Regions from separate parts of the Homo sapiens genome. Here region 2 is linked to region 1. A link is a loop called in an ENCODE intact Hi-C map of the cell type or tissue named here. Cell type or tissue: PC-3. All regions are shown on one strand. Each heading gives the region's core, and the rest is flanking DNA. Links, peaks and the distances in the headings are about the cores only.

Evidence for each region. A loop is a pair of places that touch in the nucleus more often than their neighbours do. Peaks named below come from ENCODE experiments on the same cell type or tissue, not always from the same donor. Only the 100,000 strongest peaks of a DNase experiment are listed, where the experiment ranks them.
Region 2: a loop joins it to region 1, with 6 times the contacts of the local background. A loop is called at or near these places in 3 of 110 quality-filtered maps.

The regions. Positions count from the first base shown.
Region 1 is chr1:186,881,814-186,898,814 of GRCh38, forward strand. PLA2G4A (phospholipase A2 group IVA) reads left to right here. Exons shown (of 18, transcript NM_024420.3): 4 at 11,198-11,346; 5 at 12,285-12,398. Among named protein-coding and RNA genes, the nearest start is that of PLA2G4A, 61 kb to the left of the region's middle. In PC-3, for the core only: no CTCF peak of the experiment used is centred there; a DNase peak (open chromatin) is centred at 6,718; H3K27ac peaks cover 2,266 bases.
Region 2 is chr1:186,813,753-186,830,753 of GRCh38, forward strand. It overlaps PLA2G4A (phospholipase A2 group IVA), which reads left to right and starts at 15,197. Exons shown (of 18, transcript NM_024420.3): 1 at 15,197-15,283. In PC-3, for the core only: no CTCF peak of the experiment used is centred there; no DNase peak of the experiment used is centred there; H3K27ac peaks cover 2,707 bases.

The DNA.
Region 1 (17,001 bases), core at 3,510-11,509:
ATAAAGGTGACCTGTTCCACAGTATCGGTTAGGGTCAGTCCATCATCCTTTCTTTTAGTAATGTGTATCATGTTCCTATATCTCAGACTTCATGTGAGACTCTTGGACACAGGAGTGAATAGGAAGGCTGTGCTCACTGCTATCATGGAGTTTACAGTTTCATAGAGACAAAAAGAGGTAGAAGTTATTAGTACTGGAATATTTGACTGAGCAAGAACTCTGGTTTCAGAAAGACTGGGTTAAAACCCCAACTCTGAATGAACTTGCTCAGCTCACTAAATGCCTCTGAGTCTCAATTTCTTCACCTCTGATGGAAATAATAATACCTAATCAGCAGGTTGAAGCTTTATGTGGAATTATTTTTATTTTATGCAGATGTATCTAGATAAAACCTCTGGGGAACTTGATTTAAAGTTGCCAGTTTCACCCAATAGGAAAACAAAACAACTAGTTGACTAGGGAAGTGGGGACTAGATAAGGAAAGAATGGAGAGAACATCTCATTCCCCATATTTCTTAACTGTACCGTCTTTGGACTCTTATCTTGGATATTCTTGGGACAAGAACAACAACTTGAATAAACTTTAGCTATCAGCTAAAACGTCAAAAGAAAACATAACAACATGTACAACTAAAAGTACAGCAAAGATCTGTTAGAATGAATATTTCTGCCATCAATATGCCTGTGTGGAATGTTTGAAATGTGTAGATTCCAAAGATGCCTCTTTGCCGTAGAGTGATATTCCAGTGAATGGCTGAGAAGGGTCACTGACTAGAGGGAGAACCTTGGGTTTGATGGGGGGTTGGGAGGGAGCCTTTAAGTCTTTCTCACCATATTTAGGCCTGACTTGGTAGGCAGTGAAGGTCAAAAGTGTGTTTCAGAAGGATAGTTGTGGTTGCATTATAGAAGGTGCCTTGAGAATAAGCAACTAAGAGATTATGCTAATAGTCTATGTGAGAGGTGGTGCTTAGTTGAATCGGGGCAATTATTTTGAATGAAATGAAGGAGTCAGATGTTAACATCATTTTGCAAGTGAAAAGCTAAAACTTAGAGACAGATTGGATATTTGAATCGTGAAGAAAAGACAACTCTCGTGTTTCTAGGCCAGACGGTTAGAAAAGATGACATCATTAAATAAAATAGGAAAGAAAGTGAGGAAAAATAACAAGTTTTTATTTTAGTTTTTTTTTGTTTTGTATTAATTTTTGTCTTACATTTAGGAAAAGAATGATGAAAATAAGTTTGCTTTGTAAATATTGAGTTTGAGGTATCTTTAAGGTATTCAAGGTATTTTTGAGGCATTTGAGAGCAGATTTAAGATTTCAGAATGGAGGTAGGGCTCACAGATGTAGATTAGGGAGACACTGACATTTATGTGCAAGGCAGAACTAAAGGAGTGTTAAAGAAAATCCAGAACTGATTCAGAGTAACTAAACAGGATTGAACTATTTCAAAATATATTACTTAAGAATAGATTATATGTTAACATATAATCAAGAACCTCATATATGTCATGTTTATACTTCTTCCCCCTTGTAGCCTTGAGGATATGAAGGAATGCATTGTAGCTGCCATTTAAACCTTGAAGATAATCAACTTTAAAGGATCTGAGATTAACTAGACTACACAATTAATGCATGTCATGTGATATGAGGGGTGCATATTGAGTGTTTTCAAGACCATATAAATAACTGCGATCATTCCTTTGCAACTTGGTTTTGACTACATGAGCAATACAGTGTTCAAAGGCCTCGCTTCCTTTTGAAGAATTCTAATAAGAGATTTGTAAGGGACACAAGAAGAAAGTCCACAGTTTAGTGATGAGTTGAGGTGGAGAAAGCTGGTGAAAGATATAGAGGAACTATTTAGAGAGGTAGGTAGGAAATCACAAAATAATGATATATTAGACACAAAAGAAAGATAATTGCACCAAGGATGTTGCATATGTGTTAAGTAAAGTGAGAAAAAGCTCACTGAATTTGGCATTGAAGTTAGGTTCGAGAGAATGAACCGATTAGGGTAACAGAAGAAGGCAGAGGACAGTAGGTTGGAAACTTATGGAATAATGAGATTTAGAAGCAGTAAGTGTAGACTATATTTTTCCAAAATCTTTGATGTAGGAGAGAAAAGATCTGGAAGAATTGTAAGAATTAATGAAATTTTGTTCATTTTTTTAAGGATGCCCAATATTTGTTTATATTTATAAGTTGAGAGAAAGTAGCTAAGGCAAAACCAATATTTACAGATTAAATTTGAGGCTGGGGATTAAAAAATAAGAAATATCCGAGAGAAGCGGTATTGAGAGAAGAGTGTAAGGATACTTTTACTTCTAAGATAATAGAGGAAGAACTTAAATATGAATACATTATTAAATTATAAACATATTTTTTAAATTGTGAGATATAGGGAAGGAAAATTGAAGGACTACATCTAATCCTCCCCCTTTTTTTTTTTTTTTTAGTGAAGTGTGAGTCTGAATTGTGTCCTCAAAAGAGAAGTAGTAAGTAGGGTAGGTGGCTTGAAAAAAACAGTACATGTTTTAGCAGCCATGTGGAGAATGGTGGGTGGAGGGGAAGGATAGGGATGATTATAGTTTGGCCAAGTTAGGAACTAAATGGTCACTGAAGTATGCTAAAGTGACTAATAGCAGTGTATTTACTTTTCCTAAGAACAACTTAGGAAACACATATTAAATTAATTTTTTTAAATGTCTAGAGGAATGAAAAGCTGATGAGTAAACTGGGACTTGAGGGACTAAGATCTCAGAAGAGAAATAAGCCAGGCTTGGCGTGGTGGCTCATGCCTATAATCCCAGCATTTTGGGGAGCCAAGGCAGATGAATTGTTTGAGCCCAGGAGTTCGAGACCAGGCCTGGACAACATGGTAAAACCCCATCTCTACTAAAAACACAAAAAATTAGCTGAGCATGATGGTGTGAGCTTGTAGTCCCAGCTACTTGGGGAAGGGGGCTAAAGTGTGAGGATCACCTGAAACCAGGAGGTTGAGGCTACAGTGAGCTGAGATGGCACCATGGTGCCACTGCACTCCAGGCTGGTTGACAGAGTAAGATCCTGTCTTCAAAAAAAAAAAAAAAAGAAGGAATAAGCTCATATTCTGCAAGCCACGTTTTCCCTCAGTCTATTAGTTAGCTGCATCTAGGTAGGTTGGAGGGGAGTGATAGGGATATGGGAAGTAGCCAAGCAGTGAAGAGGCCAATAATCCAGCAGAGCTTTGTCAACCTCAAAGGACTTGGGGTATAAAGACTGGATTTTAGGACAAAATAAGTTGATTTTGAGAAGCCAAGTTCCTTGAGAGAAAGCCTAGAGAAGAAGTATGCCTGACAGCCAGCACCTTCATCACGAGGCACTAGCCAAATTCTTGATTCATGCAGGGCAACAGTCTGAGAAGCAAAAATAAAAACCTGAAAAACAGGACAAAGATATTGGCAGTCTCATAAGAGGAAACAAACAAACAAACAAACAAGGAGATCAGAGAGACCAAATTAAAAGGGGCCTAATAAATACCCTTGACTTTAAGTTGGGAGCCTTAGAGTGGGAGTGAACAAGAGGTAGACTAACCTTACAAAGAATGAAATCAATTCATTTGTTAAAATGCAATAGAGGCTATCAGTCCTACTTTCTCTGCCTGCCAGAGAATAAAGTGGGTCATCTGTGGAGGTAGATCTAGCTCTTCCATAATTTGTCATAAAAAAGTCTGGCATTCAGTCAAAGGTTGACTGAATTATAAATATTCAGCGGCTTATAGAATATGAGTGTAACAAAAATAAGATCAAGAAACAAACAGATCCACAAGTATTGGATATGGATCTTAAAATAACTAAGAGTAATATGTTCAAGAAAATAGATGCTAAGATGGAGGATTTTACCAGGAAACCAGATATATACAAAATAATCAAATGGAAAATTTTAAACTGAAAAACACAAGAAATTAAGAACTCAGTAGATGGTTTTACTGTAGTTTGAAAACAGTTAAAGAGAGAATTACTGAACTGAAAAATAAGTCTATAGAAAATATCCAGACTGAAACACAAAAGACAAATAAGGAAATAAAATATAGAATAAAAAGCTAAGGAATATCTGGGGTATGACAAAAAGCATTGGGAAGAGAGAGGGAATAGGGCAAAAGTAATATTTGAAAATATAATGGCTGGGTATTTTCTGTAGCCAATAAAATATATTGAAAAGCAAATGACCAAGAGTGGATTTCTCAACAAAACAGAGAGGAACCATAAGATATTAGTTGACATCTTTGAGGTGTGGAAATAAAGCAACTGCCAGTATAATCCTGAAGATATTGAACAAAGTTCCAGGACTTAGACTACCTGATATTACAATTAATATAAAAATATTATAATTAAGACAGTTTGGTATAGGCGTGGTATAGATGCAAGCTTAAATGATAGATTAATGGACTAATAGACAAACGAAGTCCAGAAACAGACTTACACTTTTATGTGACCACTTGATTAATGCAAAGTTTATACTGCAATGCAAGGGCTAAAGGCAGTATTCCCAATAAATAATGCTGGGTCTATTGGTTACACAGGGAAAAAGACTGAATCCTAACTCCTACCTCATACCTCAACCAGCTTAGTACATGGGTAGCGAAAAGGTTGACAATCGTAAAAGCTGCTCTAAGATCTCTGTGTGTAATTAGCAATGTTATTACATCATAAATATATCAAAGGAATGACCACATCTGAGAATAGTATTCAGAGGCATTTCGTTCAACAAATTTTCATTTAAGTTTTGGTCTTACTTCTTCTCGTTTAGTCATTTCTACTTTGTTGATAATTGAAGCATAACATTTGAAGAGCAGTCCATCACCTTAAACAGATTGCCAACTAACACACCCACACTTAATTTATTCTTGCATTTATTTTCTCGTGGCCATTTGAAAATGTATTTTATGTCTGGAGAGAAATAGAAGTAAATGACTGGACTGGGCTTAATCTAGTCTATGGGCAGAATAACTCCTTGACAGAAGAACAGTAACTTTGTTGCCTTCTCAATGTCAAAATGTTTGTAATTTTTCTGTGGGTGTTATTATACTCCTGTTCTTTAGTTCCTCGTAATATTATACCTTAAGCCCCTGTTCTTCAAATGTCTGAATAATAATCACCTGGTCAATTGTCAAAATGCAGATTTCCAGGCCCATGCTGGAGAATATGATTGAAGGTGCTAAGGTTCTGCATTTTTAACGGCACTGCAGATGAATCCGTGAAGGTCATGGTATTTCAATGGACTACATTTGGGGAAACACTGTTTTAAGCTCACTGTCATTGAACCATAGGTATTCAGAATGGGCCATATTTTGACTACACATTTGGGAGGACTTTCCCCTTTGGGATTTTTTTTTTCCTATTTATCACAAGAATTGTAACAAATTACTTGTAATCTGTTTTTCAAACAAGAGGTTTAAGTTGCTACTGATGAAGGGGAAATAGGCAAATAGAGAATATTTAAAATAGAGCTAGGAGTTTAGAAGCTGCCATGAGTTCATGAATCACATGATATATTACTTGGACAAAGCTGAAATGACAAATGGGTCTGTTATGACTTCAGGCAGGCGCTCCTTAAACTCCTGAAGTTTAGTAGTAAGTTTTACCACCCTGAAGCTATTTCTGGTGCATGTAGTTTCATGTCAACTTTATGGGAAGAAAAAAGATCTGTATTCCACACCCCCGACATTTTTTGTTTGTCAAGATTTAGATAAAAGGATGAGATGTAAAAGGGGTTTTTGCCCACATATTACATCTTTGCTTCACCACATGTTTGGCTGAAAATAATGAAGATGAGGCTGAGTTAGTGACTCAACACGCAATTGCCCTATAGGTGTTAATTGACAAAGCCATGAAATAAGTATAATGTACAGGAAAAAACAAATTCTACATTTAACTTTTTCTTTAATTCATTCCTTGAAACTTCTCTAAAGTATTGGGCTGTGTTTACTGTCAAAGTGGGCTGCCTTCCTTTTCAAATCTTCTAATTCTGTTTGCTACCATGCCAGTGATGGTTATAGATTATGCAAAGAAACTGAGCTATGTGATTATTGTAATCCAACTTTAAACTAGCCTCTTAAAACTTATTTTTATCCTATCTACCACTGTTATAGATATTTCTTAGCTTACAATGATTAGAGCTGATGCAGATTGCAAAATCAAAGTGTGCAGTTTTGGTAGTTTTCCACTGTCCAGCATCCTTTGACATCTTAACTCTGAAGTCTCTGGCTAAAGAATCAAGAGGAGAAATTAGAAACGCTGCCACTCTGGACATACATTTTAGAAAGCTGACTTACTTTCAAAGTAAAATTAAATAATGCAAATCCAACATGACAGCTATTAAACTGGATTCTGATTTTTTAAACAAAGTCTGTGGATGTTTTAATATATAAACATGGTGTGGGTATTGTTTTTATGGTATTTTCTTTATCATTTTGTCAGAATTAGAATTTGTTAAAAATATGACCCATTGAGAATCTAAAATGGCTGAGAAGATGGGTAGATAATGGTTTGACTCATGGTGCTTCTCAATTTGTCCTTTCCTTTTCCCATCTGGTGCCTTCCAAGGAACTTCACTTGCAGCTTGCTCCTTCTTGTTTGGGCCAAGTAGACCTCACCCTCCTCTTTCCCAAAGATTCAAGTAAAGATTAAGTCTGAAAAGGCAATTTCCCCACCTACGATTTGACCTTATTTGTGTGTAATAATCTGGGTGACTGAGTTACTAGTCACTGGGGTAGTGTAACTGCTTATCTTCAATTTACCTTGCCTCTAAAATTAGGCTATTAACATTTGACTCACTTCCATAATCCGAATTTTCAGTTTAGTGTTTGGCTCCCTATCAAGGCTGAACTGCTTGTGAATGAGCAATGCCTGGCATATAGTAGGCACTCATGTATTTGTTGAATGAATGAATGATGTTTGCCATTTGCATGCCTCCCCTTCCCACACACTCTTGTATTCCACGTTGGTTTTTGCTTGGCTTTGTTTTTTTTCTATTACTTCTTGGAAAATGGTTAAAAAAAAGAGCATTGGCCTTATGAGAAAAATCTGGCCCTATGAGATGATGTAGGGCTATGTTTTGTAACACATAATTTGAAGCATTAATTGAATACTTTCCTTAAAATTACATATTTTTCTTGATAATTTTCTACCAACTGCTATTCTAAATATGGAGTTTTACTTCTGATTTGCAATCCTGAGCACTGGTGATATGGTAGAAACATGGTTAAGGAAAAGAAGCAGTCACCTCCTGGTTGAAAATGTGATAATGTTACCCTATGACATGTTCTCTTCTTCTTTGGCCCATTTCACCTTATCATCCTTCCCACTCAATCTTTTTGTTCTCTAATTTGTATTCCATGGTCCTGTTGAGAGTTATAAGCACTGAGTTAGAAATGAGAATGACTGGCTTTCCCCTTTTGTCTAAAATAGGATATCAAAAGTGTGACCAGAAGATGATCCACATCAGTGTCAGCTAGACTATTTGTTAAAAATTGCAAGCCCTTAATTCCACTACAGATATGCAGACAATGGGTCTTCGGGGATGAAGGTCGGGGTCTATGTTTTTACAATAACCCTGGGCATTTGTGTTGCACTCTCACTTTTGCCCCACTGCTCTTTACCAATGATGTATAAGGTCCAAGCCGGAAAATTAAAGGCAGCCTCAAAGGCTGATACCTTGTTTGTAGATCCTCCCGTTTTATAATAACAACCACTAAACATACACATGCATCTAAAGAAGCTGATGACTACATAAAGAACTAGGAGCAATACTGAACAATTAAGTGAAAGACATTGATTACGTTTTTTGATGACCATAGCTGTTGTTGACAGACAACATCTATTTAAATTTTTTTGGGGGGGAAACCCAATCAATAGGTCAGAAACTATTATTTTTGCTTTTCCTTTATTTTCAACTGTTGGATCTTTTTGTTTAGACCTCTGTACTTCTTCTCTCCCCCCTCCCTCCCTCACTCTTGCACTCACCCTCTCTTTCTCTTCCTCTAATTCCAGCTCCTCTTTCCATAGAATCCATACCCTGTAATCTAATTTTTGTTACTGAGGAACATGATGTAATAAGAGAATGATTGTTGTAGTCAAATGACCCAGGTTCAAGAACTTGACCTGATACTTATTAGCTATGTGATATTGGACAGAATGCTTAATATTTCTCAGTTCCTGTTACTTTAACACTAAAATAAAGTACTTACATTATAGCGCGATTGTGAGATTTAAATGAGACTAATGTGTGTAAAGTACTTAACACAGATCCCTGTAGTCATTACTTAGTTATTTGTTGTTTTTGTTATTAATTATAATGGCCGCATGGAAAAGCACCTGTTAAACGGGAAAGTCAAGTCGATAGGTTAGGAAACCTTAAATATTGTAATTGTCGCTTTCTGTTGTTAGCTTCTGAAGATGTACAGCTGAGGAAGACAAGATCTTTGCCCTCAAGTTGTTTATAGTCTTGTAGGAAAAGACAGATAGATGTATAATTTCATCCATAAAGTATAGTGTGTCCAGTGCTGTAAGACATTAAAGGATTCGGTGGAATCCTAAAAAAGGAGTGATCAATACTTGCACAGTTTGGGTCACTCGCTTTGTTGCTAAGTGTATATGTAATGGGAGGAAATTAAAATAATTTCTTTATTTGCAATTGTTTTGTTCTATTTCAGTGGGCACACATATCATACCCTGATTCAAGTGGGTATTTATGTGAAATAGAAAAAACCGTTACTGGCCGGGCATGGTGGCTCATGCCTGTAATCCCAGCACTTCGGGAGTCTGAGGCGGGCAGATCAGGAGGTCAGGAGATCGAGACCATCCTGGCCAACATGGTGTAACCCTGTCTCTACTGAATATACAAAAATTAGCCGGGCATAGTGGCATGTGCCTGTAATCCCAGCTACTCTGGAGGCTGAGGCACGAAAATTGCTTGAACCAGGAGGCCGAGGTTGCAGTGAGCTGAGATTGTGCCACTGCACTCCAGCCTGGCAACAGAGCAAGACTCTGTCTCAAAAAAAAAAAAAAAGGAAAAGAAAAAAATTGTTGCTTCATAGAGACACCTCATTTCCATCTGAATATTGCCATAATAAATACATGTTGATTTTTAATATGAGTGCCACCCCTTAAAGTTGTTCAGTGTACAACCTGTACAACCATACAAGGCAACTCTATAACAATAAACAATATTCTTCTCACAATGACTTCCATTATTTTATCTGATAAAGTAAGCAGGATGATTTTTCTAACATTGACAAATATAATCTTTTTTTTAAAAAAAAGTATTTTTCAATTTTTTTTCTTTTTTACTTTTTACTTTTACTTTTTAATTTTTATGGGTACATAGTAGGTGTATATATTTATGGGGTAAGTGAAGTGTTTTGATATAGGTATGCAGTGTAAAGTAATCACATCATGGAGAATAGGGTATCCATCCTCTGAAGCATTTATGATTTGTTGCAAATAATCCAATTACACTCTTTTAGTTACTTTTAAGTGAACAATTAGGTTATTATTGACTATCGTCACCCTGTTGTGTTATCAAATAGCAAGTCTTATTCATTTTTCTGTTGTGTTTTTTTTGTATCCATTAACCATCCCCACCTCCCCTCCAGCCCCCTACTACCCTTCCCAGCCTCTGGTAATCATCCTTCTGCCCCCTCCATGGGTTCAACTGTTTTGATTCTTAGATCCCACAAATAAGTGAGAATATGTGCTGTTTGTCTTTCTGTGCCTGGCTTATTTCACTTAAGATAATGACTTCCAGTTCCATCCATGCAAATGGCGAGATCTCATTCTTCTTTATGGCTGAGTAACACTCCATTGTGTATATGTAACACATTTTATTTACCCATTCATCTGTTGATGGACACTTAGGTTGCTTCTAAATCTTAGCTATTGTAAATAGTGCTGCAATAAACACAGGAGTACAGATATCTCTTCAGTATACTGATTCCTTTTTTTTGAGTATATACTCAGCAGTGGGATTGCTTGGTCATATGGTAGCTCTATTTTTAGGTTTTTGAGGAACCTCCAAATTATTCTCCATAGTGGTTGTGCTAATTTACTTTCCCACCAACATTATACAAGAGATCCCTTTTCTCCACATCCTTGCCAGCATTTGTTATTGCCTGGATATAAGCCATTTTATCCAGGTGAGATGAGATCTCATTGTAATTTTGATTTGCGTTTCTCTTATGATTAATGATGTTCAGCACTTTTCATATGCTTGTTTCCCATTTGTATGTCTTCTTTTGAGAAATGTCTATTCAAATCATTTGCTCATTTTGTTGGTTACATTATTAGATGTTTTTCTACAGTTTTTTGAGCTCCTTATATATTCTGGTGATTAATTTCTTGTCAGATGGGTAGTTTGCAAATATTTTCTCCCATTCTGTGGGTTGTCTCTTCATTTTGTTGATTTTTTTTCCTTTGGTGTGCAAAAAAGCTTTTTAATTTGATGTGATCCCATTTGCCCATTTTTGCTTTGGTTGTCTGTGCCTGTGTGGTATTGCTCAAGAAATTTTTGCCCAGACTGTTCTCCTGGAGATTTTCCCCAATGTTTTCTTGTTGTAGTTTTATATTTTGAGATCTTAACATTTAAATTTTTAATCCATTTTTATTGATTATTGTATATGGCAAGAGATAGGAGTCTAGCTTCATTCTTCTGCATATGGAGATCCAGTTTTCCCAGCACCATTTATTGAAGAGACTGTTTTTTCCCCAGTGTATGTTCTTGGCACCTTTGTCAAAAATGAGTTCACAGTAGGTCTGTGCATTTGTCTCTAGCTTTAAGCCCATGATCTTGTCACTATCACAGTCCTGGGTGAAGGTCATGTTGGCGTTAGCTGGGTGACATTGTTATCATCCTGTAGTAGCTTGACTGAGATGTTGACTGCTTTGAACCTGTCCTCTCTAGATAGATGGAGGAATTCTGAATAAATCACTTAATAAACAATTCCCTCTCACAGGACTATTATGAAGGACAGCGACATATGTAAAAAGTATCTACCCTATGATGTTTTTCTATTATGTGTATATTATCTTGTCTCAGACATTTAAATACATCACTACAGATTCATTGAGAATAAACTGACAACATATATTAATAAAAAAATTAGGAACTATGAATCACATTTCTACCTCCTTCTTGTTTGTGTTTACTATCTGTAGTTGATACTCCAGATCCCTATGTGGAACTTTTTATCTCTACAACCCCTGACAGCAGGAAGAGAACAAGACATTTCAATAATGACATAAACCCTGTGTGGAATGAGACCTTTGAATTTATTTTGGATCCTAATCAGGAAAATGTTTTGGAGGTAAGTGAACCATTTGGATGCTGTTAGATGGTTGTGATTCATGTTGAGAGACATGCTTGAGTTTGTCCTTTTACTGCCTTTTTGTTCCTGTTAGCTATAGTTGGAGTTAGACTGGGCAGCTTGGTAGACTAGAATCTAAATGGTGTCTGTCAAGTAATATGAGTGTCTATCAGGACATACAGGAGTTAGGTAGGGTTGGGAAAACTGCTGTCCTCCCCACGTGCTTTGGAGAAAACATATTTTCTGCTATCAAGGAGAGAATCCCAGTATAACAGAATAAAAATATTTTAAATTGCCTTTTTAAAAAGTGAAAATTAATTTTTCCCAAAATATTTGTATCGATTTTCTGCATTAATATCTTTCTCATATTCCAAAGTAGAGAGGAGATAAAGTTTCGTTTTTGAAAACATGATAATTGAATAAATCAATCAGGAAAATGTGAAAAATTATTATCTTATAGCAAACACAGTACTCAGAAGGAAAAGATTGGCCGGGCACTGTGGCTCACCCCACAGCATTTTCAGAGCACCAAGGCAGGCAGATCACTTGAGGTCAGGAGCTCGAGACCAGCCTGGCCAACACGGTGAGACCCTGTCTCTATTAAAAATACAAAAATTTGCTGGATGTGGTGGCGCTTGCTTGTAATCCCAGCTACTCAGGAGGCTGAGGCAGGAGATTCGCTTGAATCTGGGAGGTGGAGGTTGCAGTGAGCCGAGATCCCGCCACTGCACTCCAGCCTGGTGAGTGAGACCCTGTCTCAAAAAAAAAAAAAAAAAGGAAAAGATAAAAGTATTGTTACTAATTAAATATTGAGATCTTCAAGGACTCTTAAATATCATTTGAGAGCTTCATTTTTTTAAATGTGGTGGAAATTATAGATGTCATTTCCAAAGATCCATGGGAAATTTTATTTTTGTGCTTTACATTTTACTCTGTAGATTACGTTAATGGATGCCAATTATGTCATGGATGAAACTCTAGGGACAGCAACATTTACTGTATCTTCTATGAAGGTGGGAGAAAAGAAAGAAGTTCCTTTTATTTTCAACCAAGTAAGTAACACTGCAGAATTATATTCCAACCTTATGTTAGATAAAGTCTATTGATTCTGGGAAGTTGGGTTTAACACTTGGAAAATTGTATTTATTTGTTCATAGAATGTTTGCTTTTTAAAGAGAAAATTTTGTTTTTCTTTTTACTTTTTGTCCTAATTTTAAAAATTATTCTGACATCTATAAACTTTGGTTGAGGTATTATACCAAACACTACTAAGGCTTTAATCTCCTTTGTTGCTCCAAATGATGACATTGGGATTCAGCAATGCCTTTGGACTCTAATGGCAAAATTTAATACAAAAAATTGGGGAGGATAAAAAGACATGCAAAATCTGAGAGCTGGGGGCAGAGAGAGAGAGAGAGAGAACAAGTAAACAAACTCAGTGGAAAATGTTAGGAAATTCAGACTATTCCAAAACCACATGTTTAGTAATAAATCTCTCTGGGGGAATATTTCTGTCTCAGAGAATCCTCAAGTAAATAGGGACAAAGCAGTGAAAGGCCAAAAGGATTGATGGGAGGTTATTGTTATCTTTGACTTTCTAGGTTTGCTACATTTCTGAAATTTTGATAGTTTATTTTGGAATAATGAAACCTTAGGTAAATAATTTTGTACAGAATAAACTCATTGGATTTTGAATTCTGTAAGAAACTAATTTAGTAGTTTGTAGTAAGAAATGTAAACAACTGGTGGGCCTGTATGTGTAAGGCTGGTTACCATACTAATTTCTTGTTGTTGGGAGAGACAATGTGTCTCTGCGCATCTTTAGAATGACTTTCCAAGTCCCTACATTCACCTCAACCTACCTCTCCCTTAACTCTCAGCTTCTCCATGTTGCCTTTCCTGTTACTGTCCCAAATGAGTCTTCCTCCTTTGAGTCTCCATGATAATTATCTATGGTATTCATTGGGACTACATTATTTATACTGTTCAATGTTTCATTTTCCTCTTGTAAACTAAAATCCTCTAAGTCAGGAAACTTGAAATACTGATTAAATGTGCCTACAGAATTAATTACATAGATGACATTTATGGAATGAATGTGTACCTATTTAGAAACCAACTTAGCCCAAATGAGCTTCTTGACTAGTCCATGCAATCAGAATGGCCCAGGTACCTTGAGGATGCTCTGGTCCATGCACTCCTTGGTGCTTCCACCTGCTGCAGAAAGCATTTCTTCTGTCTCATGCCAAGAGATGCACTCACCACAATTCTGTCGACCCCTTTTAAAGCTATTTCATTCATTCCTTTTACAAACATTTATTGAAGATCTGCTGTGTGCCAGCCATTGTGTTTTGTTCAAGGAATATAGAGAATAAGGTACAGGAAGTTCTTCCCTCAATTATCTCCCTCTGGGAAGGAGGTGAGTAAAGGTTGAAATGAGAAGTGGAAGTAGGGAGATACATACGTGTGATAAAAAGAAATCCCCAGACAGTGAGATAAGTACCAATGAGACATGTATAGAGTGCTATGGGAAGGCAGAATAAAGAACGATTGTGTTGTGAGAGGAGGCTAGGGATGCCTCCATAGCAGTAGCTGATTTTGAACAAGTTGAACAGTGAACTGTGGTTAACACTTTGGCATTGAAAGACAGGCTGTTTGGTGTTTAAATTCCAGTTCTGTTCCTTGCCATCTGTTTTATTCTGGGAAAATAACACTTAACTCTTCCGTTCCTCAGTTTAATCATCTGTAAAATGGAAATAATATTTTCTAAGGGAATCATTATGATTAAGCAAGTTAATTTTATTTATGTATATATAATACATGCATATGATAATATATAATATAATGTATATTACATATGAATACATTTAATTATAATTTGATATATTTTATGGTTCAGTATATACTGACATATTATTTAGTTTATATATTAAGCATATAATTCAATAAGTGATTGAAAGTGATTAAAAGTATGTTAATACTATAAAGTAATTAAAATAAGTGATTAAATATATCGATACTATACACATATAGATGTGCACATGTATACATACAGGGCTTAGAACAGTTTCTGGTACGTATTAGGCACTATATAAATGTTACTTGTCATTGTTGCTGTTATTACACCTTAAGAAAAGAGCAGGATTTCATCAGTAAAGTAGTTATGAGCATTCTGGGCAGAACAGATTGCTGAAGGCCAGAGTCTTGAAAGAAGAAAGCAAGCTGGGGCATAGCAAGATAAAGGGCTTGGCAGATCCATTTTGCTGAATCATAGGGAAGAGAGTGTAGAGGTGGTCAAAGGCTAAAATCTTCAGGCCTTAGTTATTGCATGTTTCTAGCATAGGCTCTCAGTAAATGTCTGTTGAGGGCTTTGGAAGCATGGATTGGACCTCCTGAAATCATTTTTCTTTTCTTTCTTCACTTTAGTTCATGATACAAAGACTGTTTTTGAGAGAAGATATTGTGGACAACATTCATTTCCTCTCCTCTGTCATTTCCTATGGCTAGATGTGTAATCCCTAGGGCTCTAAAAAGGCTTTCCACATTCCTGAATTTAAAGAAGATTATGTAACTATTTTTTTTAGTGTGCCTGAGAAAATAGTTGTCCAAGCAGGCTTTTCTTCATTACTCTGTTTTCAGACTTCTTTGTAGTTTTATCTGAATGATAATCCTTTGAGCTGCAGGGGTAGTTGGGAGAGAAGTAAGCATGATGGCTAAGGGGAGAGTCCCCTGCTTGTTCCTCAGATCATGTGGGAGTGCCCTGTGCCAGCCACCCAGCTATCCAGCCTCTGCCCTCAGCTTGGAATCCCAGTCTTCCTGATGATCTTTCTACAGTGTTTACAGAGGTTGTAAGAGAGAGAAGTTGGTGAGGGAGCAATGGGAGAGAAGAGATGTAAGCCTTGAAGATGGTTATGGCAACACAGTGGAGGAAAAACAGCACTTAGATTTGGTGAAGGGTAAACAAATTCTTCAAGGCAAAATAGTATTAGCAAAAACTCTTTCATAGTTTTGTCATCCAAACGTTAATACTGAGTCAACATAGAGTGATTTCTGTGTCTAGGAGACAGCTGGAGAAATAACAGGAGCTTCCAAATGGAGATGGGCAGATTCCCAGAGCCCTGCTTTATTCACTTGGAGTCGAAACTGGGAATTGAGAGAATGGACCCTCGTTTTGTCTCTGTCATTCATAGCTCTCCAGAATGTTTGAATTGTTATCCTTTCTTTCTGAGTCTTATTTTCTTCATCTGTAAAATGAAGGGTTGGATTAAATTTTTCTAAGCTCCTAATTTGTAAAATTCTATGACCTAGAAAGAATACTTCTCTTCTTTTAAAAATATTTTATTTTTATTTTTATTTATTTATTTTTTGAGACAGGGTCTCGCTCTGTTGCCCAGGCTGGAGTGCAGTGGCACAATCTTGCTTCACTGCAACTTCTGCCTCCCAAGTTCAAGCCATTCCCGTGTCTCAGCCTCCCAAGTAGCTGAGATTACAGGCACGTGCCATCATGCCTGGCCAATTTTTGTATTTTTAGTAGAGACGGGGTTTCACCATGTTGGCCAGGCTGGTCTCAAACTCCTAACCTCAAGTTATCCTCCTGCCTCAGCCTCCCAAAGTGCTGGGATTGCAGGCGTGAGCCACCACACCCAGCCTGTTTTATTTTTTATGTTAGGTTCAGGAGGTACATGTACAGGTTTGTTATATGGGTATGTTGCATGATACTAAGGTTTGGGCTTCTAATGGTCCTGTCATCCAAGTAGTGAACATGGTATCCAATAGGTAGTTTTTCAACTCTTGCTCCTCTCCTTCTCTCCTTACTTTTGGAGTCTCCAGTGTCTATTTTTCTCATCATTATGTTCCTGTGTACCCAATGTTTAGCTTGCACTTATAAGTACAATACCTTATTTTCATTTGGCCTTCTTCACCCAAAAGCTTCCAATTCCTCTCATTTTACAGATATGGAAGCTAAATGATAATAATGCAAGAATAAAAATCTATCATTTATATAGTATTATATAATTTAAAGATACTAACTTGTAAATAGATTGTGTTATTAATATGAGAAGAATATAAGCCTCTATTGTGCTCCTAAAATGTTGCTAAATATTAAAAAAACTGCACAAAAAGTACAATTTTCAAGGAACTAAGAATCTGTTTGGAAAGTATACTTTCATGTGTAAACAGACAGATAATAATAAGCAGTATCATGGGGTATCTATTCATTGATTTACTTGAGAAGTTTTTATTAAACAACTGTTATGTTCCAGACAGTATTCTAGGTGATAGACAGTATCCTGTGAACTCTCTAGGGAGCTTGCATTCTAATAGGGAAAGTAAACAGGCAATGATGAGCAAAAGAATGATCAACACGCCATCAGCTAATGAGAAATACTGTGAAGAAAATAAAGGTATGCAACAGAAAACAGTTGGTGGGCAACTGAAATTTGTATAGTCACAGGAGACCTCTCTAAAGCATTATTATTCTTTAAATTTTATTATAAAAATGTTTGACATAGAAAAAGTTGAAAGATTTATACAGTGAACATCATATAACTGCCACCTAGATTCTATAACTACCATTTTACCAAAAAAACTTACTTTTCTGATACATTTAAAAGCAGGTGGCCAACAACAGTATACTTTACCCCTACAAACTTC
Region 2 (17,001 bases), core at 5,568-13,567, 66 kb before region 1:
CACCCCTTTCCTTCTTTGCTACAACATACAATCAATTCTTCTAAGTCTAAACGTACAACCAATTCTTCCTTTTGCTTTGCTACCAAATATAGAAAAATAGATTATAAGGCTTTGAACCATGTAAATTGAAAAAGCACTTAAAATATTACAAATCAAATTTTCTTTCCATTGAGGAAAGAATGGACATTCTGCAAGAACAAGTGAAAGAAAGTTAAGAAGAATGTTGCACCCTTTACATCTCGGTACTGAAGCACAGGGTCCACAGCAAACCCATCTGCACCTGACCATTGAGCCAGCACTTCAGCATCACATTCCAGGCTACTGGTGGAGTGAAAGATCTACTGTGCTCCGCGATACCTTTGGAAACACAATTAATTTACTTAGGTCTTCAATAGAGTTTTGTTAAACCCTTGCAATATGCCAACCAATGTGTTAGCTATTAGAGAGTCGTAGATGAATGAGCTGTGATTTTTGCCTTCAAGGAGCTCACTGTCTTGGTTGAGGAGAAGAGAAGGAGTTATGCTAATACATAATTATTGAGGTGGCTTTTGCCTTCAAGGAGCCCACTGTCTTGGTTGAGGAGAATAAAAGGAGTTTCTTTACATAAGAAATACATGCTAATACATAATTATTGCAGTGAAGAGGTGACGAGCTTTGGGATTTGGTGAAATTCAGACACTCTGATTAGTCACAACAAAGCTGTATAATGTCAGTCATAATTGGAATACAGTTTTATTTGAAAGTGTTTACTTTTTATCTCTTGAGAAGAAATCATGAAACTGTGATGGAAGATAAATATAAGGATTAAAAAATAGTAATCTCTAATTTAAAACTCTTACAGTATAGCAAGGGAAAAGAAATATCTATGTTCGGTGACATTAAAAAATAAAATCAACACCGTAATAATTACAATTTGGTTCAGCTTGAATAAACTGATAAAGGGCCTAATGACAAGAAACTGTTCTTAGAAGGTGGTTAGAGAAAAATGTTGAGAATAGTGGAGTTTTAAACCAGAACCTTAAGGTAATAATGGAAATAAATTATACTCCTATAGCTAAGTCTAGGTAATAGTTTATGCTATTAGTAAATTTGGTTGAAGGATGACAATTAAATATTGTTAGCTAAAGTAAAAAGAGGGTCAAATTGCTGATCAATAAAATATGAGTTAAGAGTTGGGATGGAGAAGGTTGAATTTAGGCTCGTGTGGATGTAGGGACTTGTGTGACAACCAATGGGCAGGTCTTGAGATTTTAAAACTAAGAGTCTAGTGAAACAGAAATCTAGTGGCTATGAGAGTCTGAAAGGCAGAAATTTAGGAGTCAGCTGCCAGCGTAGAGGTAGTGATTCACTTCTTCATTCATTAGTCTAATGTTTATTGATCATTTATTATGTTCCAAGAAGTGTTCTAGGCACAAGAGGTGAGGCCCCAAACTGTATATAACTTATATCCTAGCAGAAGGAATGAGAAATAAACAGAGAACAAAGAAACAAATGAGAACATCACCATATAAAAATTGCAATGCAAAAAATGAAAGTGAATAATAATGGAAGGAAGAGACTGACTTGTTCTTTAAAATTTGGGGGTGAGGAAAGAAAGTGGGTAGGGAAATGCTCTTTGAAAAGGTGGCATTTAAACTGAGACCTGAAGTCATACACACAGGGGTGTGTGGTTGGGAAGATCCTACTCTGGTGGAAGTATTCCCAGAAGACAGGCTAAATTCAAAACCCTGGGAGGCCAGTGTGGTCAAGGAGAAGACAAGAAACAAAATGGGTAAGCAAGCAAGATGAATAAGGAACCCAAGAAGGAAGGACTTCGGGAACTTAAAACACAATTCTGAGGTATATAGAAGCTGAGAACTAGCTCAGAGAGGAGAGCACCAGGGACCAAGGTGTGGGCATAGTTGTAAGGACTCTGTCACAGATAAATTGGGGCAAAGTCAGAATTTAATACACAATTTGCTGTAAGTAAGGTAACCAGAAGTTAGCTTGGAACTGAGCAATGTTTTCTGATGTAGGCCTTTAATAATTAATAATGATAATAATGACTATTATAGTATTCTATTCATCTACTTGTGATAGCCTTCTGTTTTCTTTCTTTGCCTTCATAGCTTTTACTCATCTTTGCCCAATGATTGAAATTCTGTTCCATCTTCCTTGACCCAGCTCCCAAATCTTGGCAGTTTAGGAGTCTTTACTCACCAATCCTCTAATACACAGTGTATTGCTTTTCCTAGATACTCACATTGCTTTCTGTTTGTATTTTTATACGTTGTGCCTATGTGAAGTTTCTCAGGGTGAGGGCCTATGTCGTATTCTTCTTTGTATCCCAATTAACTAACATAGTGTCCAAAACGAAAAAAGTACTCAGTGTATGTTTATTGATTGCATAAATGAATGAAAGTATATGTAGTTAATAGTTTACTCAAATCCTTTGTGAAATTAGGCAGAGCAAATATATAAAATAGTAATAGTTAAAATGTACAATATATATAATATATGGCAGGTGCTTTACTTAAATTATGTCTTAATTTTCACAGTAAGTCAATGTAGTAGAAAATAAACACATATACCCTTTAGATATGAATAAACTTGAGCTCAGAATGGATAAAAGGTAGTAGCAAGGTCATACATCTGATGATAGGCAAGGATGGGAAACAATGTTGAGGTCTTCCCACTACCTACATATTCTATCCAATTTGCCAGTGCACAGAGCGGATGAGGTTGAACACATTAATGTGTGTGAAGAAAGGAAAATTTCCTGTTGGAGGGCAGACAGTTCTTGATTGCTATGAACTTTTTTTGATTTTGTAGGCAATGAAGAGCAATGTAAGCTTTTGAGTGGTAGGATAACTGTAATATATTATGATGAAAATGATTATTGAGATAGTTATTCTTACTACTCTGGCTACTTTCTACAGGCTGAATTACAGAGAGACCAGTGAGGAGTTTATGACATCCCCCAGTTGTGGAGTTGTGAAGAATAGAGTTGGGGCCCTGGAAATAGAAAAAAAAATAATTTAAGTGATACTGAGTGGGATAAAATAACGGAACTTAAAATCTCATTAGATGTGAAATTACAAGGAGAGAGTTCATTCAAATATAGCTTCAGGAATATGAATGGATTTCAAAAGCATTAGGGAATTTGGTGCAGCATCTAACTTGAGGAAGGGCTAAACCCTGCTTAACGTTCATTACAAATTTTAAACATTCTAATGTCCATTTAAAAATCGTGAAATGGGTGAATGCAGATCAGTGCACAATCCATGTCTCAGTTCCTCACCTTACCAGTAAACTGGTAAGAGTTTTCTTAGGTGATCTCAAGGATCATTGTCCTCTCTAAATTCATAAAATTCTTTGAATTAGAGCCACTTCTTTCCTCTATCTAACCCTCTCTTTCCTTTCATCTTCTTATTTCAAAATTAGCCCTGAAAGAGACCATTTCTGGATGCACAAATGTGTACATATATACATAAATGTATGTGTATATATACAAGTATATAATTAGAAAACTTTTCCAGATTTTGTACATACAAAGTGCATTTTTTTTTGTTTTCAAGGCCTGGAAATGTTTGTGACTTTGCTTTTTAGATTCAGTAAGCATTGCTCAACATAACCACCTGATATTTTTTAAACTGCTTAGGATGGGGCTGATCAGTTTTCTGTTGTGGTTTCCTCTATAGCAATCATTTGATAAAATTCAACGGTTTACCCTAATTTTAATGATTTCAGTGTGTCACACCCTTCATAAATGGCCAAGAAACCCTGCTGTCCTCAATCATCAAGTTCAAGTATGTTACAGAGTCTTCAAAGTTCATTCTTAAAATTGATATGATAAATAGCAGCATACGAGTTGATGTTAATTATGACCCAGAATTCAAGCATCATGCCTTATCTTAAAAAAAAGCTCAACCAGAATTAGGGAGCATGATTGGGTAACACAAAGGAGAAGCATTACAGGAAAGCACATTATCATATATTAAATACAGAATACAGCTTTGGAAATTGTGGTGTCAATTCATCACATTGCCTTTTGAATTAATTGAGATGAACTATTGAGTCTACTATCCAGAATTTTAAAACCACAAGAGGAAAAAAGGACTTACAATACTAAGTAGAGGGGATTCATTCATTTGAAAATATTTATTGAATATCAATTATTAACATGTGCAGGCATCATGTTGGGAATTGCTTATATGACAGAGCACAAAATAGTCCCTTCCCTCCCAAAGCTTATTGTCTAGTCTATAAAACTGGTAGGAAATGTAAGTGTTGCATAAGTGATGAGAAGTTTTAAGATGGAGAATTACAGGTGAAATGGAACAAAAGGACAGAAGCTAGACTTTGGGTAGAGGAAAGGGGGATGTTGACATGGTAAGACCTTTCAGGAGGAAGTGACTTTTAAATTGAAAATTGAAAGTCATGCAGGCACCAGCAAGGCAGAGATGGTGGCAAAGGAATGGGCTATGTGTGAAAGTAATTAGATAGGAAAGACTATGGGATGCTCTTGAAATTGAAAGAAGTACAGTATTGCCTTGGAGTAAGGAGAAACAGGTGAGGCTGACTTGAATCAGGATGGGACCAGATATTTTGAGACCATGTTAAAGGAATTGGCGAGCCATGGAAGGAAAGTGACAAGATATTTGTGTACTAAAGTGATGATGACCATATTGCCTACTGTTAGGAAAAGATATGGGGAAAATGAGGAAAAGAGGGGAGCCCGTGTGTGTGTGTGTGTGTGTGTGTGTGTGTTTGTGTGTGATGAAAAATATATTGGATTGCTCTAAATCTGGGCAGTAAGGGAATGCTATCTGGCAGATTGTATTAACTGAAGAGACAGCAAATGGAAGTTTGGGATAATGATTTATCACATTATTATGCAATCTAACGAAGTCTTCCTTCTTGATGATCACACTCCTTAAGAGGTTGAAAACATTTGTACTGCAAAAAGAGTTTTAAGAGGGTAAAAGTTTCCTAGCTGTTCTGAAAAAAAGGTTTTAAGCCACGAATCCCAGACTTTTGGATATCAGGGATCAGGAGATCTCTTCCCTCCTTCACCCAGTAATAAACAAAAACAAAGTAATTCATATACAAATTTGGAATGCTATTTTAACACCAATGTTTAAGTCCATAATCTCGCAGTAAATGGTAAACCTTAGAATTCCTCTGAAAGGACAGTTAATGTCATTATTGTATATAGGATTTTTCTCATTTTTCTAGTTTGTCCACAAACTTACAACATTTTATCACATAAATAATGTTACAGATACTAAATTTTGTAGACCCAGCTCTAACTATAGCAGAGATGGGATGAAAATTGGTACAGCCTTCACCTGTGAACCAAGCACCCCCAAAGTCACTTAAAGAGCTTGAAATATGCCTGAATTCCACAGCTGAGCTGTTTAGGATAGACTAGAAGGAGGCTTAATCTCCCTATTCATGAAGAAGCCATATTATTAGTAGTTGCTTATTCATTAAAAGAGGGCAGATGTTTCTCAGCGAGTATTCCTTTGCGTGATGGCTGTTAGCTTTGGAAATATATCCCAGCAGAATGCCTTGATGACCACTCTCATGAGTCATTATGTTTTCATAAAAAGATGCTGAACGTGGCCTCAGAATAGGAACAGAAACTGAAAACCTCCTATTTTAAGACTTCCCTGACTTGTAATTTTTCTAAAGAACATACACATAAAATAAAATGGCTGTGTATATATTCATTTAGATTGAAACTATTCAGAAAATAATGATCAAGTGAACATTTCTGAAAACATGTTTGTTTCATATAGTAGGCACTGTATTTTTGTCTTTACAAATAGAAGTAAAGAGAAGTAATAGGTTATAAGAAAAGTTGATGAGTAATGATTCCCTTTTAACTTTATTCCTCGTTCATTCCTCTGGTGGAAGAGAGGTTTGGTAATAGGAAAATGTAATGCCATCTCTGCATAAAGCAGGTTTAAGAAGGTTTGTGAGTTTAATATTAACCTGGTGAAGAGTAAGACAAGCACATCTCTTACTAATATAGCAAGAAGAGTTTTTTTCAGAAGCTTAAACTCCTTGCTTCCTTCATCATTCGTTACATATTTTAAAACTGCATGAACACTGTTATTATTGGTTTAAGTTCTGCTTATGCAAAATGGTGAAGGAAACAAGCAAACACACACCATGGGCTTTGAAATCAGGAATACTTGAGTTTAGATCTGTGTTTTAACACTTTGTAAATTAACTTAGGCAATTTGATCATTTTAGGCCTCATTTGTACAATGTAGGTAATAACTTGCTGCAGTGCAATTAAAAATTAAATGAGAATAAATATGTTTTCCAGACCATTAATAAATGCTTGCTATTCTCCTCTCATGTTCATTCTCCCTGTTCTTGCAGCCAATCCTCCCTTTCTACCCAGGTTCCTTTGGATGTCCAGAATCTTCTTCCATCTACGTGATCCAGGCTGCTTTTTACAAGGAGACGTAAAAATATTAATGTTCTAATGATTTCTCACATTGAAGCTTGCCTTTTATTTTTTTTCTTTCTTTCTTTTTTTTTTTTTTTTTTTTTTTTTTGATGGAGTCTCGCTCTGTCGCCCAGGCTGGAGTGCAGTGGCATGATCTTGGCTCACTGCAATCTCCGCCTCCCAGGTTCACGCCATTCTCCTGCCTCAGCCTCCTGAGTAGCTGGGATTACAGGTACACACCACCACGCCCAGCTAATTTTTGTATTTTTAGTAGAGACGGGGTTTCACCATGTTGATCAAGCTAGTCTTGAACTCCCAATCTTGTGATTCGCCCGTCTCGGCCTCCCAAAGTGCTGGGATTACAGGCGTGAGCCACCACGCCCTGCCTTGCCTTTTCACTTCATTGTGGACTTGAACTGAGATTGTTAAAAAATGTTTATCAAAGTTTTGTTTGCAAAAGTGAAAAGGTTGAAAACAGTATAACACCTTAAAATAAGTGATTCTTTAATAAATTATTGTGTGTCCACACACTGTAAAATTATACAACCATTAAAAATATTTTATGGTCTTGGAGATGTTTCCAACATACTGTGAATAGAGAAAAACAGAGATGACAGAATAGTGTATAATCCTATCAAAATTATATCTACCAGCATAAATTTAAAAAAAAATTATAGACAACAAAACGCTAACCATTGTTATATTAGGGTGGTGGGATATATGATTTTTAAAATTATCTTTCTCTTGTGTAACTAGATACAATGGGTATGACTTCTATTCTATAGCACTAGATTAAGAAATGCCACATTTCTTTTGATAAGTCAAAGTTAAACTGCTCCTAACCCCCAACTGGCTAGGAAGTTTAATTTCAGGCATTATTGAAACTTCTTTCCCCTTCAATTTCTCCAAGCTGTGCAAGTGTCCTATGGATCTTGTAAAGCCTCAAACCTTTGAATAGAATCTTCTGGTTTAGTAATACGCTAGTTACTAATGGTAGATCCATGCTCAAGCCATATCATGCCTTGAAATTTAAGAAATATTCTCCTACCTCTGCACCAAGCTTGAGTCTTGGGAACTCCTGCAAATATAGTCCAATGTTACCATGGACACCATGCATTTTGTTATCCAAAATCTCTTCATTTCTCCTCAAATAGTTCTTCAAATTTTCATGTGGTAAAATTGTTTCCCAGTAAGAATAAACTGACTTTCCTAGTAAGGCATTATTTTATAAGGTAAGTGGCAATTTGAAGATTAAATATTTATAAATCTTATTAAATACATATTTAATATGTATTGCTATGTTATATTTATGCATTACTATGTATTATGTATTACTATACATTATGTATTCCTATTTATTACATATTGCTATGTAATATTATGCATTACCATGTATAAAGCACTAAATTCCTAATTCTAAATCAAGTATCTGTTTCATCAATCTTATACAAATTATCTTCTACCATGTGGCCAGGTAGCCATTCCTCAGAAGTCTTGCTACCTGCTGTTAATGTGAGGAATGAGGGTTGCTGATACCGAGTCTAAATACATGAATCGTCTGAATCCTTCCTACCTTGCCTGAGTGTTTTGCTTCTTCTCATAATTCTCCATAAGAATTTGGGCTATGCAAACATAATTGGGAAGGATGATGGTGGGAAGTTGGAAGGAGAGTGTAATAATCTCCATGTTTTGTACAGGGTGCTGCAGTAGTTGTACAAACTAAAAAGATTCCTTGACAATGGAACATAAAGTCATGATTTGGAATGGAGAAAGAAAAAAATACACATAGACACAAGAATGAAACACAAAATTGGTACATTCATTTTCAAAACGTTTAACAATGAGTTTGTTACCTTTCTAATATAAATTTTAAAAAATCTTATCAGGAAACAAAACAAAGTACGGGTAGATAAAAACTCCTAGCTTTTATTTTCCATTTCCTATTTGCTTGGAAGCTTTGACTTCTAATGCTCAATTAATTTATTTGTGAGTAGGCAATGGGAAATGGCTATAGAAAGAGATAAGTAAATTGAAGTCAAAGGCTTGGTTTGTCCTCCTCTGATGTTTAATTTTGGATGAATCACCTACCTTCTTAGAGCCAATGGTTTCCTATTTTTTAGAGTGGAATGGTAACACTGCAGGCTGTGGCCATGCTGCCAGGACCTGATCTCTATAACCCTAGCTTATCCCAGAAGTCACACACAGTTCCAGTATATGTCACCCATATACTAGGAGGACTTCCCTAAGCACTCACATCTGACTCTTTGAGGACTTAGAAGCAGAGGACACATTACAAAATTCTAAAGGTTTTCCTATCACAGGGCTTTAAACATCACTGTGAATAAATGATCAAATAAATGAATCATTTATTGGGTGAATGGGTAATATTTATTAAGCAAATATCATATCCAAAGAGCATACTGTGTGAGAGTTGGTAGAACATTCCAAAATAAATGATCATACAGAACCTAAACCTTGCTACCCATGTTTAATACAAATATCAGAGTGGCTATTAAGGAAAATGGAACTATTTAGAGAGCAAAGTGAAAGGGAGTTTGTCATTTTAGACTGTGATTTAGAGGAAAAGAATCATAAACTCTTTTTAATATCTTAGTGATAAATCACAATATTATCTGACATTACAGTGCTTTCTTTAACTGTAGCAAGTTATAAGCAAAAATGGATAGGCAACTGTTTAGGATATTCATCTTTTGTCTTAAATTCAGTTCTTGGACTATCTTACTGTTTTCTGGGATGTAAAAATATCTCAATAGGTGTATTAGTCAGGGTTTTCTAGGGAATCATAACCAATAGAATATATATATTCATAACCAATAGAATATATATATACACACACATACACATACACACATTCTATCATAACCAATAGAATATATATGTATATATATACACACACACATATAAGAGGAGATTTATTATGGGAATCAAGCAGCAAAGAGCTTTTGAAGCTGCTCAGTCATTGGTTTTATAAATATAAGTATAGGAATAGTGCTATTATCTTAGCCCTAGACAGCCAAATGTTCTATAAAAGTTCTCTACTGACATCTTTCAGAGTTCAGCTACATGGGAGGCACTGGAAATTCACTTAGCAGTAATTCTTCCTACTCAGGATTACCTCAAAGCAAAGGACACAGGCTCTGCCTTTCTCACTGTCGTCAGTACATTTAAATTCCAAGAGCACAAGTATTTTTAAAACCCTGCAAAGTGCCTGCCAGTCAGTTTCTGAGGTGAGTAATTGAGTTCGTGCCCATTCCTACAGAATTACTAAAACTAGACATGCATTTGCTTTACCAAATTTAGAGGACTCTTAGAGAGCAGAAAACGATGTGTGAAATTATTGCCACAAGTAGGTAAAATGAATTAGGACAACTCAGTTTTATCAAAAGGTCCTGAACATGGTTTGTCTGTAGCCAAAATTTTCTAATGTGTGTTGTCATATTTATTGTTGACAGTATGACTATTTGTAATTTGTGATAAAATCTGAGAGTATTCTGATTTAATTTTTACTTCTACATCATCTGCAAAAGGAAAGAGGTATTTTTAAAGTGTAGTAATATAAATCAATAGGTAGTATAGAGAAGTGGATGGTATGGGTAGGGTAGTGAAATGACCTGAATTGTAGGAATGTCTATCTGTTAGTGAAGGCTAGGATGATTTTAAGACTGAAAAGGAGATGCAGGAGTAAAGATTGTATGGTAGTATATGTAAGTAATAGTAAAGCAAGAGTACAAGTTAATATTTTGATAGTAAAATGGACAGGAAAATGCAGATATAAAAATGTGAAGATAGAAACCAGAAGATAAATAAAGGAGTTGGGTGGGTTGAAGGAAGAAAAGGGGCAAGACTCTGACAATTGCTGATGTGGAAGAGAATAGTAGAAGGTTCCTAGCCTGGGTGCTTAGGATAATGGAGGCTTTAATTATCTATTAGTAACTCCACTACCACTGCTCCCTAACAGTCAGAGATTTGGTTGACTTGGGACAAAGCTGAAAATATGGCCAAACAAAACTTGCTATGAGAGAGTGTGATACACTAGAAAAATTGTGGGCTTTGGAGTTGGACCGACTTGATTAAAATCCCAGCCTCACTACAAATTTTATATGCTTACTGAATATCGAGATTCTAAATAAAGAAAATAATGTCTCATTTCATGAATATAATGGTTAGTGATACAACAAATGTAGTACTAACACAAGTACCTGGCCCATTATAGGCTCTATATAAAGAGTAACAGTCAATCTTAGTAGTACTTTATTTGTTATAGTTTTCCTAATGTATTTATTTAAAAAGGAGGGAAAAGTTTAATTAAGCAGTAATAATTTGTTTAATGAGTTCAATTCAAAGTAAGAGAAAAGTATTGCTTCCGTTGTTTAGGTCAAAAGATCTTTGCAAATGTAGGTGTAACTACTAGTAGATATTTAGCTATAAAATATAGGTCTTATTGTTCACAGATACACTCTCCTGAAAAATGTAGTTTCATCATAACATCTGATTTTTAAATTCATGGTAAATACATTTTAATTAGGGTCCATTTCATCCTTACTTCTTGTTAGTTTTATATTGTCAGTAATTTATCAGTGTGTGTGTGGATTGGAGGGTATTAAAAAAATAAAATGTCTATTCTTTAGTAATGATGGAGATGGCAGTGGCAGGTAGAGTGCTATTTAGGTGTCAGGTTTAAGATATCTTTGACCCTGATATCATGGAAAACAAATTCAACAAACATCCATTGAGCTCCCAATGTGTTATAAACTTCAGGTGAAAAGAGGGTTTATTAACATGAGAAAGACTTGCCTTGTGCCCTGATGGAATATAAAATATTTTTTTTCTTGTATAGCCAAGTATAATACATGATCAGTGCTCTAATGAGCATTCTCATACAAGTAGAATAATGAATTCTGCTGGACAGGGAAAAGGGTAGGGAAATTTTCCAGACAAGATAGTACTTGAGCTAAGCCTTGCAGGTTGAGTAGGATTATTCTAGTGGAATTTAGGGAAACGATGTGCAAGGAGAATAGTCTCTTAGTTTGAATGAAAGGTAGAGGTCAATTAGTGGGATGCCAGAAAACTTGACAAGGTGAGAAAATCATTTTCTGTGACTTGCTATTTTACTAACCTGATTGATTTTGTTAATACCTAAAAAGAGAAATGATTCATGTTAATTATATTCACAGATACAAATAAGTAGCAAAAATATCAACTTATTATTTTACTATAAATACAGTTGGACCAGAAGACTCAAGCATAGCCTGTGGAATAGAAGGATACATTATTATAAGTAAATTAGTTGATTGGTAGCCATTTTCTGATTTTACCTGCAATCTGGATTAGATTCCCTATTCAACTCTCTCTTAGTACCCTATGCTGGCTAATCATCTTCATTTTCTATCCAGATTTAATTCTCATATACTACCTCATTACCCTGCTCAAGTTTATCAGAAACAAAGCAGTTTCATATAGTTAGAGCAGAAGATAGGTGAATTGGAAATAGTAAAAAAGATAACAGAAAACAACTCCACATAAAGAAAGAAAAATCATTCAAAAGAAGACATTTATGCAGCCAACAGACACATGAAAAAATGCTCATCATCACTGGTCATCAGAGAAATGCAAATCAAAACCACAATGAGATACCATCTCACACCAGTTAGAATGGCGATCATTAAAAAGTCAGGAAACAACAGATGCTGGAGAGGATGTGGAGAAATAGGAACATTTTTACAGTGTTGGTGGGAATGTAAACTAGTTCAACCATTGTGGAAGACAGTGTGGCAATTCCTCAAGGACCTAGAACTAGAAATACCATTTGATTCAGCCATCCCATTACTGGGTATATACCCAAAGGATTATAAATTGTGCTACTATAAAGGCACATGCACATGTATGTTTATTGTGGCACTATTCACAATAGCAAAAACTTGGAACCAACCCAAATGTCCATCAATGATAGACTGGATTAAGAAAATGTGACACATATACCCCACGGAATACTATGCAGCCATAAAAATGATGAGTTCATGTCCTTTGCAGGGACATGGATGAACCTGGAAACCATCATTCTGAACAAACTATCACAAGCACAGAAAACCAAACACCCCATGTTCTCACTCATAGGTGGTAATTGAACAATGAGAACACTTGGACACAGGGCGGGGAACATCACACACGGGGGCCTGTCGTGGGATGAGGGGCAGGGGGAGGGATAGCATCAGGAGAAATACCTAATGTAAATGACGAGTTAATGGGTGCAGTAAACCAGCATGGCACATGTATACCTATGTAACAAACCTGCACGTTGTGCACATGTACCCTAGAACTTAAAGTAAAATTAAAAAAAAGAAAGAAAGAAAAATCAATCATACAAACATCAGGGTTCCCCCTCCCAACCCCCTGGGGTTTTTGAGCCATGGCTTTTGACAAGTAGGTGTTCTTTGTTAGTTAATTTGGCCAGTTTTGGGGTTGTTCCTTTTGATTACTTATCTAGTTCTTAGCTTATTATTCTCTTTCTAAAATTTTAAAGATGTGGAAAATTACTAGCAAACTGCATGAAACTTATTAGCTGGAAATAGTGCAAATGGTAGAATTGGATTCAAAGAAGCTGCTATGATATTTCTCAGTTTCAGATGGGTCCCAGATGACTAATCTTTGTTGATGGACAAACCAAGTGGAGAGGGGTCTTCAGACATAATTGATCCTATAGACTGAAGCACGCTATGGAAGTCAGGGCCTATCTTACCTAAGGTGGAAGCAGAGGTTTTTGAAGTCAGTAGGTCAATGCTGAAAATATTTTTGGAGGAAATTGGGCAAAGTGAAGACGGCAAATCTGAACTTGTACTATCCACCTAGGGGTCTATGTGAACAGTGAGATCACAAGTAGTGAGCCAAAATAGATGAGATAAGGAGGCCATAGAACCACAAAATGGGTAAATGGGATTTGGTCTGCACTGATTCCAGAGAGGAAAAGACATACCTGCAGCAGCCTTTATTCATTATAAAGGTGGAGATAAATCAGCTTCATTTAGTAAGGCGGGAAAGAGACAAACTTCTCCCCGTATATATTAACCCTAACCATGACATATAATGACATTTTCTTTAAAAGCGTTTAAATAAATTTTTTATCTTTAATGCATGACACACTATTGGATATCATCTGGAAATATTGAGAGCTATAACTTTTTGTTATCAAAAAAGCACTAGAGCACTTTTTTTGTGCTCTATAAGCAAGCACTGTGAAGCTGCTTTTCCAGGGAGTCTTTTTTATCAGAGTCTTAGAACGAACATGCCCTGCAGTATAGATTCTTTCTTTCACCAGTTGTGTCTGGGGGAAAGAGATGAAAACTACCAGTGTGCTCTCTGCTCCTCTAATTAACATACACCTCCTTTCTAGAAATTCAGGGATTTCTTTGGAAAGAGAAATTTTTTTTTTTTTTTTTTTTTTTTTTTTTTTTTTTTTTTTTTTTTTTTTTTGAGACGGAGTCTCGCTCTGTGGCCCAGGCGGGAGTGCAATGGCGCAATCTTGGCTCACTGCAAGCTCTGCCTCCCGGGTTCACGCCATTCTCCTGCCTCAGCCTCCCAAGTAGCTGGGACTACAGGCGCCCGCCACCACACCCGGCTAATTTTTTGTATTTTTAGTAGAGACGGGGGTTTCACCGTGTTAGCCAGGATAGTCTCGATCTCCTGACCTCGTGATCCGCCCGCCTTGGCCTCCCAAAGTGCTGGGATTACAGGCGTGAGCCACCGTGCCCAGCCCGAAAAATGTTTATTATAAATCTATCCTTCCTAAAAAAGACATTACTGGCTTTTTTTTTTTTCAAAGAGAGATTTATAATATGCCAGGTTGAATTTAGGGGAAAAAAATAAAAACAAATAAGAGTTGAATGTTGGGCTACAGAAAGCAGATATTCCAGAAGATTTAGTGAAATTATATTCTTTGAAAATATTGTAAGAGAGTTAGGAGAGTGAGTTCAGTATTTAATTAAAGGCAAAAACAAGATCCTGTGTTTGAAAAACAAGATATACTAAATGAACATGTCAATCTTTAAAGACATGAATTGATTCTCATGGAATTTGGGTACATTTAAACAATGCACCTTCTTCATTACAGTGCTATAAGGTATTTGGATTTACACTGCAAATTTGGAATTCAACCTGATTTCATTTTCTTCCCTAAATCTCAACATATATATTACATTATTTGGTATGCCTTTAATCTTAAATTTACAAAGAAATTATTATCAACACAGGTGTTCTGAGTCTGGAGTGGAAATATTTAAACAGATTTGATTTTTAAAGTGGTCTGATACTCATTTTTTAAAAATGTACATTTTTATATTTGGGGTTTGTTATAAACTTTGCCTTTTTAAATAATGCAAAAATGCTCTAGGTTATTCACTGTCTTTTCAATTTTGTTCTCCTTTGGAAAAAAGGAGGAAGTAGTTACTACTTAAGGACAAGTAGCAATTTCAGACGCGCGCACGCACACACACACACACACACACACACATCACACACACAGAAATCCACAACAGCACTCATGGAATTTAGGACTGATTAATTTACATATTATTTAAGCATATTTTCTGACTTCAAACTCCTGGTTCTAATAACTAAGCATTTACATTTACAATATTAGCTTCTATGAGAAGAGAGCGTTCTCCCTCTTCCCCTTTAATTCCACCTTAAAACATCTGCAAAAGCGCAAGGAGACCAGCCCACATTTTAGCCCCTCCTACTCAGGATAAGACTTTCTCTAAGTCCGGAGCTGAAAAAGGATCCTGACTGAAAGCTAGAGGCATTGAGGAGCCTGAAGATTCTCAGGTAACTCTGGGAACTGTAAGCAATATATTTATTCTTCCTCTGCTCCACTTCTCTCTCCCACCCTCCTTAGCTTTTACTTGGTAGTTTACTTGGAAGGAAGAAAGGACGGAGGGGAAACCTCGCTGCTTTAAAAAGTCAGCATGTCCTCTGCCTTTTGAAGTGAAACACAGATTAGGGACCTCAATTTTCTTCAAACCCACGCAGATTTGCCTTCCTGGATCTAAATGCACTGTGGAGTCAAAGATTAAGGTGTTTCTTTGGGTTGGAATCCCAGAAAGTTAGCATTCAAAACGGCGGTGAGGTGGCGCTTATTAGCGTTCCACGTGATGACACCCAATGGTTACTGATCCCCAAACTTGAGCAGCAGCATGCTGTGCTGTTTGACAGCCCTAGCGATCTTTAGCGAGAGACTTTGTTGACTCACTTAACTTTTAATTTCTAAAAATTGGTCATTTTTGTTACTTATGGGACGCTTTCCTGGCTAGTCAATATTTTGCAGAATTATGCGAAAGAAAGAGGATTATTGAAAAATTAACTGTAAACGGACTGGTGTTCTGATGATCCACCCTTCCCCTAAGTTACTTGGCTTGCCAAGAGAAAAAAAAAATCTCAAAACTAGATACTAGAAAAGATTTGATCAAATTACATAGTTAAATTTTGAGTGTGGATATTTCAGTAATTTTGTTTCCAAAAAAAACAGAAAAAAAAGGTATTTGATTTTAAAGTATCAGTGGATGAATGTATCTGTCTCCTACAATTTATAATCATTTTAGTCTTAAAAATAAATTCACCTCCAAAACCAGAACAAGAAATACTCCTCATATGGGTTGATGATGTCAGCATTTATTCAGCTAAGGCAGATGGAGAGTATTAGAGGCGTACTGTCTGAATGGGTGTCAATTCTAAAGTTATATTTGCCAATATAATTTGAGTTCAAAGAAGATTTGTATTTTTGTTTCTCTTTGTTGTTTAAATTTAGAATTGTGGCTCAAGGGATATTTGTAGAGGACTGTAGTGAAACAAGCTCTGTTAAGAATTTTAAAGTTACATTCTACAGGTTCCTACACCTTGCCAATCAAGTTAGAGGTTGGGATAAGAAACAGGTATTTACTTCTTTCATTAGCTCCGGAAGAGTTAAATTTTAAATTAAGCAATAATTGTGAAATGCATAGAGAAGTGTTTAATGTGCATTTGCTCAAAGGAGTTTTACAAACTTCCCTTAGGGGAAGCATATTTTTTGAGATAAGACATTGCATCTTTTTAACATATTTTTAAAAAGTAAGTTATTCTGGCTGGGCGCAGTGGCTCATGCCCGTAATACCAGCACTTTGGGAGGCCGAGGCGGGTGGATCACTTGAGGGCAGGAGTTCGAGACCAGCCTGGCCAACGTGGTGAAACCCCATCTCTACTAAAAATAGAAAAACTAGCCGGACGTGGTGGCAGGTGCCTGTAATCCCAGCTACTTGGGAGGCTGAGGCATGAGAATCGCTTGAACCCAGGAGGTGGAGGTTGCAGTGAGCCAAGATCGCGCCATTGCACTCCTGCCTGAGCGAAAACAGCGAAGCTCTGTCTCAAAAAAAAAAAAAAAAAAAAAAAAGTAAGTTATTCTGAAGTGTTTTGCATTTTTGCATTTACATTTAATTAGGAAAAGAAAAATTATTAAATAGATTTTTAGCAACTGAAAATGTTCATTCCATAGAGGTTATTTGGCTTATGTT